2 separate regions of the Mus musculus genome follow, and region 1 is linked to region 2. Evidence: chromatin loops called from intact Hi-C (ENCODE). Cell type or tissue: heart. All regions are shown on one strand. Each heading gives the region's core, and the rest is flanking DNA. Links, peaks and the distances in the headings are about the cores only. Region 1 holds the start of Snx7 (sorting nexin 7). Region 2 overlaps Frrs1 (ferric-chelate reductase 1).

Region 1 (5,381 bases), core at 252-5,251, 970 kb after region 2:
TCAACCCAGGTTGCTTTGCTTCCCATTCTCCCTGCGGTATTTTGCTGCTTAGTGTCTGTCCATTTTGGCATCTTGTTTTGAGAGTATGATAGGAAGAAACATATATACTGAATGTTTTCCCCAAGAATACTTAGAGCCTTTTACAGAAGAACAGGTATTTGCCATGTGTGTAGACTATACCATGGAAGGAAAATATTTTCAACAGTCAAAGTGATTATTCTTTAGAGTGATCTGAAAGAGAATGGCTTCACAAATAGTCTACAGAAAAAAAAAAGTGACTTATCAAAGTAAATGTCACCAATCTTAAAGCACTATGGGGCAGTGAGAGTTGGCTTTCTAACTCCTGGACAGATTCCATCCTGGAGTAGGCTGGATGGTAGAAGAGCTCCTGAGAGGAGGAGAGGAGGAAGGAATATGGAAAGAATTGGTCCAATGGAATCCTTCATCATTTTGCTTGTCTAATGGTGGTTAATGGTTGAAAGTTTTAACAACTTGGAATGAGCCTGGGAGTAACTGAATAGGTTTCCAGCATAGTGTTCTCTGTAGACTTTAACCAGTATTACACCCATCCTTTCCAACTTCTAAGGGCATAGTTCTTAACGGTCTCTAGGCAGCAAGCCCAAGAAGCTAAGCAGCAGCGAGAAGGCTGGGAGCATTTGTGCATGTCTGCAACATACAAGGTCTGGAAACCCATATTTTTTTTTTTAGACGAATACAAAACCACCAGTACAGCTGTCTGTGGAGTGTATGCCTTCCAATAATAACCTTTAAAAAGAAAGCTCGGCGAACGGCTGGATTCCTGCGGAGATTTCCCCTATTCTGATACTGCTTTACGCAATGTCAGAAGAATGTGCTTCTCAAACGGCTTCTGGCTTCAATCCGTCATTTCCTTCTCACAGAGAACATCTATAACTTCAGCAATCCCCAACATTCCCGTGGACCCACGCAAATAAATAGCTCTGCCACCTCAGAAGCATCTCTAACCACAGGGCTTCACTAAGATGGGGATTTTCCAAGGGAGTCCTGGGATACAAAGCCTAGAAAAAAAGAGGCTACCTGGAGAGTTTAGAGCAATTCCAGACTATTTTGATAGACAACTTCCAATCTCAACACTCCATTCTCACGTTTGTACGTTTCACACTGATCTGAACATAAAGTGTGTGTATAATGAAGAAAAGAAAAGAAAAAAAAAACAGTATTGGGACTCTGGATGGCTCAGTAAGGTGCTTGCTATGGGACCCGTTGACCTGGATTCAATCCCCTGGACCCCACATGGTGGCTGAGCTCTGATCTCCAATTGTGCACAAAGGAGAGTATGTATGCACGCAAAGGTATGAGTGCATAAACACACACATTGATATTAAAATTTGATAGTATTGAAACTAAATGTGAAATAATCCCAGTTTTATAATTCAAATACAAAGAAAGACTAAGCACACATAACTGATATACCATCTACTTAGAATGCAACTGGGTGTCCAATCTCACATGCTCTAGGGGTGCAAAACGATGTTTGTGAGCTCCGCACTGGAGTCCAAGGGTGTTGGTTACTTGCTAACTTCTGTTTAACAGTTTTAAGTTGGTGGGCTCATGTAACATCTCAAGGCAACATGTCACTACTGAATAGTCATTGATCCAATGTTCCCACTGAGCACTTTTGAAAAACTGCTGTGACACTGGGACTGTGCCAAAAGAAAGGTATTTTTTTGTTGTTGTTTCCAACTTTCAGGAAGGGCAAGTTTGCATCAAGTCTACCACTACTGCCGGTATGTCCATTTCTGTCTAATTATATCACTAGCCAGGGAGCGCCTTTGAGGCTAGATTTCCAAGGCAAATGGGAAGGAAATATGCAGACTGGAGCTGAGGGTTGGACCAGAATAACTGCCCAATTTAAAGTCTTCAGCTGTGCCTGTGGTAGAGGCTAGGCTTTCTCAATCCTGAAAGGATTTCTACACCCAATGGTCACAGGTTTCCAGACTCTCTTAGAATGTGACTCAACTCTCCCATTTACACATAACAACAGTAAATCAAAAACCACCTCCCTGCACTAAGGCAATCACAATTGCTCTCCTGGACTTTAGGATTGTCAAGAAGCCTAGGGGAGGGGGAGGAGCTGGGGGGGGGGGAGGGAGAAGCAGTTTCAGGCCACCCGCACACGGTGAGGAATGTCGCTGTCAAGCAAGGAAAAATGGAAAGACGAAGAGAGAAAAAAAAAATCAGAACTTTTCAGACTCCATGAGCCTTGGCCCTGCCACTGATAAAAGTGAAGAGGAGGGAACGACTAGTTCAGCCTTGGAGGTACTGTCCCCAGCTCCAGCTCCATTGGAGAGTTGAGTCACCCTGGAACTTTCCCTGGACAGGCAGTCCCCGCCACCACGGCCATGGCCACGTCCCCTGCCCTCACCTTACTGAACACCTCCAGGTCGTCCTCGTCCTCGTCCAGATCCAGCACATCGGCCTGCAGCAGGCTGCAGGAACCGCTGCCACTCGGGATCGGGGCGCCGCCCCGCGGGCTCTCCCCGACCGCCAGCTCCGAGGAGCCCGACGCCAGGCGCTCGCCGTCCATCCCGGCAGTGCGCGCCCAGCCGGCCGCCTCTGCCAGCCCGGCTCCCCCGCGCGCGCCCATTGGCTCCCGAGGCGCCCTGCGCCTCCCTGGCCAGCCCAGCTCCTGCCCCTCGGCCGTGCGCAGACGCGGAACTGCGGGAGCCCGCGGCGCCGGGCCGGGCCGGGGCGGGAGAGCGGTGGGGCCTGCCCAGCCACAACCTGGCTCAGATCTACAGCCCGACTTTTAAATTCTGACTCTAGGAACACCGCCAGGGTGGGCCATGGAGATACAGAGGACAGGAGGTGGTGTTCTCGCCCTGACACAGCCAAGGGCCACCAGGTTTGTGCGTGAAGTGGCAGGATCTATATACACAACCAGCTGACCCAGCTTGATTTCCTGTTCTGAAAAGTGCCCTTTTCCCAGGTTGTGACTTTTTTTCCCATTCTCAAGTCTGTCTTTACAGAGACTAATGCAAAAATTAAAGACATCTGAACCTCCTGGTTTTCAATTGTTTGTTTGTTTGTTTTTTCCCATCGATTGGATTTTGTTGTCCTTTTACTGTCGAGTTAAGGAAGCTGAGGCTGAACAATTATTTTCAGCTACTTTCTAACATAGCTTTCTCCTGGAACTCTTCCTGAAGTTAATGTGCAAGAATGTTTCCAAGCTCCAAGGTCTGCCAGCAGCCCTGGGTATTGCAAGGAGAAAGAAACAATCTTGCATGCCTTTTCATACAGCCAGTGCAAAGCTGGAACTATTTAGTTGTTCATTGCTTGGTTTTTATAGATTCAAAGTTAATGAAAAATTGAGTACTAATTGATATATGTTAGAACTAGCTTCCATTTTTATTATTTATTCCTTTTGGTCTTCTCTCTCTCTTTCTCTCTCTCTCTCTCTCTTTAAATTTCTAAATGAAGATTCCTGTAAGAGCCAAATATGGGAATGCTTGACTGTAATTTCAACACAGGGTAGACTGAGGCAAGAGGACTTGCACTTTGAGGCCAGCTAATTATAACATAGGTTGAAAAAAGAAAACAGAGAGGGGAAACAGATAAAAAGCTTCCCAATTTAAATATTTTTATTTCTGGTTGAGACAGTTCCTCAATATATCCCCTTTTAACTATTTAAGGACCTCCAGTGTGTTTCAGGATATGACCCACATAGCATCCAGCCTGGTCACCGGCTACTTAAATGTACAAAATGTTCCTTTGCCTTATGGTTGGTGTCCTCAAAATACTGTGTTCTGCCAGTCTTCCAGGAATTATCTATAGTCCCATCAATTTTAGTAAGACTTGTGAAATGACAGTCTGGTCCCAGTTTCTCCTTTGGTTTTATCATACAGATTGTGTGTCTTACATTCCTTAGTAAACAAACCATAATGGGTTTTAGGTTGAGAACCATGAAATATCTTAGTAAAGCGCATTATGAGACATACTCATTCAAAATGACTCTTTGCTGAGCCCTACAAAGGATGCAAGTTATTAAAACAATTTATGTTTTCCTCTCTGATCTTACTGTCGCTATGGAGAGACGTCTGAAGTTTCTAATTGGCAGACTTTGAACCAGGAAACTCTTAATGATACTGTGACTCACAGAATTACCCAGACAGCATAAAAAAATAAATAAATAAATAAATAAATAAATAAATAAATAAATAAATAAAAGAGACTCTGAAAGATCAATAGAAAAAAATGGCAGATACACAGCTCAAATCACAGCCTAAAACATGCCCTGTGCATTAATGTAAATACATTGGGGAGTATTGTCTGGTTTTGAACAGCCAAACCACCTTCCCATGTTGCTATGGACAAGGATATCCCTGATTTGTCCCTGATATCAGCATTATGCTTTTTTTTTTTTTAAAGAACATCCCTACAATTGTCATTAAAAATGGTCCCATTGTTCTATTCCTTTATCCCCCATGCTTGACTCAAGTCATCTGGTATCATGAATTTTCACAAGGCAGAGAAAATCATACTGATCCTTGTCATCAAAGATGAAAGGAGGGGGGAAGGGGAGGACAATAAGAGGAAATAGGAAAATTCTACTATAATTAATTCACTCCTCAGTCTCCAACAGGCAAATCTGATACTCAACCCCATCTTAATGTAAAATACAAGTCCACTGTGCCTCAGATACCCAGGACTTGAGTTGTTAGCTGAAAAGGGGGAACGCCTCTGAGAAGCCTGTCCAGTATGTGCATCACTCAGTATCTGCTATCTGCTCTATTAGACTCCTGAAATCTCTGCTTCCCATTAAAAGGGGCTGTTGCAGGATTCTTCAATGGAGGAATTCTTATTTGGTACTAAAGCCTTTAAATTAACAAGGTCCAAACCTTTGAGTAGTGGTACCATAATGAAACTCTGTCCTGTCATTTTATTTCCCAGAATATTTGCATGATTGCTAGTCTTCATAATAGGCTAATAGCAATTAGAATGGTGAAGAAAAAGATAAAAAGTCCCACTGAGGGGCAAACCTGAGGAGAGTGATGAAGGTGCACCCTCCTTGGAGGTAACACTTCTAGTACAGCAGTTCTTTTCTTTTCTTTTTTTTTAATTACATATTTTCCTCAATTACATTTCCAATGCTATCCCAAAAGTCCCCCATACCCTCCCCCTCACTTCCCTCCCCACTCATTCCCATTTTTTTTTTTTTTTTTTTTTTTTTGGCCCTGGCATTCCCCTGTACTGGGGCATATAAAGTTTGCGTGTCCAATGGGCCTCTCTTTCCAGTGATGGCCAACTAGGCCATCTTTTGATACATATGCAGCTAGAGTCAAGAGCTCCGGGGTACTGGTTAGTTCATAATGTTGTTCCACCTATAGGGTTGCAGATCCCTT
Region 2 (5,381 bases), core at 136-5,135:
CACACAGGGCAAGTGCAGGTCCCTTGGGCTGAGACCAATGAAACGAGCTGCGTACAAGCTCTCAACCCCAGGCCGTTCCCTACTGTTTGTTCTTGCAGGATTGGTGGTTCCAGAGACTACATCCCCACGCCTCTTTATAGTTTTTATTTTGAGACAGGGTCTCACCGGTTTGTCAGGTCTAGCCTTGACCTTACTCTGTAGCTCACACAGTCCTTGAACTTGTGGTCCTCCTGCTTCAGCTTCCCAAACAGCTGGGTATAGAAGCCCCCACCAGGCACACATCTTGTACTCGATCCCTGGGGAAACACCCATCACCTGTACATTTCTGTGGCTTGTGGGACGACCCATGGGGCCAGTGGTGAGGTCAGCAGCCAGTTTTTTTTCATTGCTCCCTTTTCGTTATTGCAGACTCACATTTCTGGAAAGGCTAGTTAGGTACCGTTGTTGTTATTGGTGCTGGGTATCGAACCCAGTGCTTTGCGCCAGCTGGCTAGTGCTCGACCCCTGAGCTACAATCCTTAGCTTGTGCGAGCTTTCTTAGCAACTGATAGAACACAATGTTCTCTTTTGTCTTCTGAAGTCTTACAATAAAGACCAAATAATCTTAGCCCTAAAGATTATTTTTTCATAAATGTTTAATGTATATCATAAATTAAACATTAAATATATTAAACATTATAGATTAAAGACATATATTAAACATAATATATACATGTATATGTATATACACATTTATATACATGAATATATACATATATACTTATATATACCTATATATTATACACATATAGTCCATATTAAACATATATATTAAACATTAAATATTTTTATTTGTAAATTTACACATAAGTATATATATGTATATATATACATATGCATCCCTAGAGCTGGGATTAAAGGCACGTGCCACCACTGCCTGGCTATTTAATGTATTTTAATTGATGTAATTACACAATTATTACTTTTACTGGGCACTAAGTTTGAGCATTTCTCTTTCTACACAGTGGCAGCAATGTTCCTAGGAATGGATTTGCCAGGACTGAATCTTCCCAGTCCACAGAAGACCTACGCAATGATGGGCTTTGTGGTCTGGCACATCGGGACTGAGGTCATTCTGGAGATACATGCTTACCGTCTCTCTAGAAAAGGTAGCCTGCTTGGGAAGCACTGCTGCGAGGCTGGAGAGGTGGGGTGGGTGGTACAAGCACAAAGATCTGAGTTTGAGTCTCCAGCATCCACATAACGAGGCAGGCATGGCCATACGTGTCAGTAACCTGTGCTGTGTGGGAAGGGATTCAGGGAGGTTGCTGGGATCGTCTGGCTGCCAGCCCAGCTTGAAGTTCAGTGAGAGTCCATGACTGAAGGAAATAAGACAGAGTCCCCATGTGTGCCTGTGAGCTCGCACATGGCACAAGTGCAAATACACGCATTACACACCCACATGTGCATATGCACACACATGCCCCCAAGGTTCAGAAAGTTTGCAACATTTAGTAGCTTGAAATGGCCAAATCTATATCCTACAAGACTGGGGAGTGACAGGCCTCAGGTTTAATCTTGTTTTTGTGACAAGTTTATTTGCATGTCACCTTTCTTATAACCACACATTGTTCTTGACAGTTGAAATACTGGACAACGATAGGATTCAAATCCTTCAGTCACTGACTGTCGCAGAAGCAGAGGTGAGATTCTCTTCTCTTGCTTATCGACACAGACATTAGTGACGGTGCTTTTGGCTAAATCTCAGTTTTTATTTCAGGGTCATGTTTTTAAGAAGGTGGTGTTGGCCGTTTACATATGTGGGAATGTGATTTTTCTCTCGATATTCTTATCTGCAATCAACCACATATGAGCACAAAAAGACTTTTATTTTTTATTTTTTGTGGGCCTGGGTCATGATGATCATTAAAATGAGGAGAGACCTGAAGCTTGTGCCGACCACCTGCAGCACCTACTAAGTCCGAAGACCCATGGGCATCGCTATCGAGGAACGCTGAAGTCTGGGTTTCCCAGCTCACATTCAAGTGGGCTAAATAACCTGGGCCTTTATGTGTAATTCTGCATCCCTAAGGGAACATTGTACCTGAGATGACATGACTCTCAGCATCTCATGCCAGATTTAAAACTGTAAACTGGAATGGATAGCAGATGAAGACAATTATCTCAGGCAAAAAAAAAAAAAAAAAAAAAAAAGAAAGAAAGAAAGAAAGAAAGAAAGAAAAAAGAGAAAAGAAAGAATAAATGGAGATTGTGTCTTTGGGAATGAGACAGGTTTGGTGTAGCCCAGGCTGGCCTTTAACCAGTTGTATAACCAAAGATAACCCTGAACCTCTGATCTGCCTGCCTCTGTTTCCTGGGTGGTTTACAGGTGTGCACCACTATATCTGGTTTTAAGGGAACTGTAATTTTCATGACGATGCTGCTATGGTACTTTAAAGACTACATTTATGTTTGACTAGTTTATTTAAAAGATTTTGTCTTAGAGTTTAAAAAAAAATTACTACATTTTGATTTTATGCGCACACACACACAGACACACAGACACACACACACACAGACACACACACACACACACACACACACCAAACAAGTAAAACCTACAAGAAAAAAAACTAAACACGTTTTCCGACCAGCAGTTAGGAGATTTTCTCCTTTGTGTTCAGTATTTCTGTCTAAAGGTAGCTGTTGATTTATTCAGTGGGCATTTCCTTAACATGTAGTTATATTACGGATACTATATTTCCTTTAGCAGTTAAATGCAGGTAGGTGCCCCTGATTAGAGATCTCATTTATTTTTCCTTTGTGGAGCTGAAACGACATCTTATGTCCTGTTTCAGCCGTGAGATCAGTCCTTATAGGAGCTAGAACAAAGCTGCGAATCTCTCAGTTGCTAAACCTCACCCTTGTGAACGGATCCAGCAAGTGTTCTTGTCTCTTGAAGATACACTAACATGGATGGGTTCCTTTGGAAGACATCCCTGGTGCTCTAGTGACAGCACAGGCCGTGTGTTTCCTCCTACTCCGTATTTTCTATCTCTGCTGTGAGGACTTACAGCCAGTGGGTGGCGCTGTAATACCGGAGGACTCATTTGTTCTGTTGCCACTAAGTGTTTTTATTATGGGACTATTTCCTTACATCATATGCTCTGAATTCTCTCTCTCTCTCTCTCTCTCTCTCTCTCTCTCTCTCTCCCTCCCTCCCTCCCTCCCTCTCCCTCTCCCTCTCCCTCTCCCTCTCCCTCTCCCTCTCTCTCTCTCTCTCTCTCTCTCTCTCTCTCTCTCTGTAATAGGTGCTAGAAACTTAATGACTGGTGTTAATACTTTCTGACTTAACTTTTATTTGTTTTCTTTGATTATTTATAATGACTGTTTGATATTTTCTTTTGTATCCTTCTGACCCTGCTGCAAATGAAGATAATTTTCTTAGGCAAAGGAAACAAGCAAAATAATTGGTAGAATATATTTTATTTTTCAGATACTTTTTCAGCTGATGATATCATTTCTGCTTGGCCCCAGAACCCCATCTTCATCTCTGAGTAATGACCCCAGCTCCATGCTTTTATTTCTAACCAATAAAGTGAAAACGTTCTGATTTTCTCTACATAGATTTTAGCTAAAAATAGCACAGGGTTCAGGTAGGAATTTCCTGTGCTCATGGTCAATGAATGGCACATTACGGTTTATACTATCCCTTGAGAATGAATTTATTTCAAAAGAAAAAGGTCTGGAGATGTGGCTCAGTGGCACCGTGCTTGAGCAGAGTGTGTGAAGCCATGCCTCCATCCTCACACTGGAGAAATGACACAGCAACAATTTAAATCTATATGAAAAAAATTTCTTTCAGTTTTCCATTGTAAGCCACTAAAGGCTAAAACATATGTCTTAACCAGTCCTGTTCAATAACAGACAAGGAAAAGTTCTTTTCAGGAAAGGGTTTCCACCTTTTTTGTTAAGGTTTGCTTAGGTACAGTTTGCAGATAGGTGAACTTGCTGGACTTCTGATGCCAAGGGCAATATAATGCATTTTTCAAAAGAAAAATTTTTTTTATTAGTCCTTTAAGATGGAGGTGTACCCTCTCAGAGGTGAAGGGGAGATGGGATGAGAGGAGGAACCCTGTGAGGAGAGGCTTGGGGGGGGGGAGCAGCATTTGGGATGTAAATACATAAATTAAATTGAAGAAAAAGGATTTTACATAACGGACAGCTGGGTGTGGATCCCAGATCTTGGGAGGCAGAGGCAGGAGGATCTCTGTGTGTTCAAGGCCAATCTGGTCTATAAGAGAGTTTCAGGACAGCCAGGGCTGTTACACACAGAAGCCCTGTCTTGGAAAAAGACAACCATAAAGAGAAAAAAGAGTTTCATATAATGTATTTTGATCATATTCACCTCAGTTCCACCCACACCTCCCCTAACTTCCCTAATTCCAAACTGTATGCCATATTATCATTATTTTTTAAAAACAATTTATGCTGTCTACACTCTCTGGGTTTCCGGCTGTCCTCCAAGGAGCAAGGTCAATTTTTTCCAAGCCACACCCTCCCAAAGAAAATGGACTCACTCCCATGAGAAGCCATCAACTGTCCTTAGGTCCTCAGGTAGGGGTGGGGTTAGAGACCCCTTCCCACTCCACGCTAGAATGTGGATTAGCTTGGCCTTGCCCAGGCGTTACGCAGGCAGCCACAGTGGCTGTGAGCTCACAGTGAAGAGATCCTGCCAGCTCCCGAAACAGTTTCCACCCTGTGCCTTTCTTTCCAGCCTCTGGCGCTCTTACAGGCTCTGCGTCTCCTCTGACGCGGTCCCCGGGCTTTGGGAAAGGGTGTGATATAGATGCCGGACTCGTGACTCATCACTGCACAGATGCTTTGACCGGCTGTGAGTTCCTGCACAGCATCTTTTTTACGGAGTGGTATTTGCTCGGGTTTACTCCTCCATCAAAGTGTGCAAGGAAACCCGTGCCACTTAATCTTAGCATGCCCGTTTCCCTTAGGAACGAACACGTCACGGCTCGTCTGCTCCGTGTGTTTCTCATTTTTGTAATAAACAACCTAGGTTTTTTTTTTTTTTTGAAAAAAGTATTCATATACTTTTTTAAAAACAGCAATTGTTAAACTAAATGATTTTTTTCTGTGTCTAGGCATATTGTCAAAAACAGTGAAATCATGTTCTCTTAAAGAAGGGATACTCTGCAGAATAGAGATTAATATATTTTTCACAGGATAAAAGAAATAGTCTGGAAAATCATGGTTAAGTTAGCATGCAGAAACTGAGTCTGTTTTGGTTTTGTTAGCTTCTGGTCTGCGGAGGTCAAGCCAGGGCACAGATGGCCTATACCTTTATTGACTACGTGAATCACACTCTTGTTAGTACTACTCAATTTGTG

What was found. A loop is a pair of places that touch in the nucleus more often than their neighbours do. Peaks named below come from ENCODE experiments on the same cell type or tissue, not always from the same donor. Only the 100,000 strongest peaks of a DNase experiment are listed, where the experiment ranks them.
Region 1: a loop joins it to region 2, with 3 times the contacts of the local background. A loop is called at or near these places in 2 of 42 quality-filtered maps.

The regions. Positions count from the first base shown.
Region 1 is chr3:117,866,340-117,871,720 of GRCm38, forward strand. It overlaps Snx7 (sorting nexin 7), which reads right to left and starts at 2,597. Exons shown (of 9, transcript NM_029655.3): 1 at 2,405-2,597. The coding sequence starts at 2,566. In heart, for the core only: a CTCF peak has its summit at 2,523; a DNase peak (open chromatin) is centred at 2,632; H3K4me3 peaks cover 1,937 bases; H3K27ac peaks cover 1,531 bases.
Region 2 is chr3:116,901,310-116,906,690 of GRCm38, forward strand. Frrs1 (ferric-chelate reductase 1) reads left to right here. Exons shown (of 17, transcript NM_009146.3): 15 at 1,005-1,148; 16 at 1,621-1,682; 17 at 1,760-2,441. The coding sequence ends at 1,852. Among named protein-coding and RNA genes, the nearest start is that of Frrs1, 42 kb to the left of the region's middle. In heart, for the core only: a CTCF peak has its summit at 3,037 (motif pointing right); a DNase peak (open chromatin) is centred at 4,702.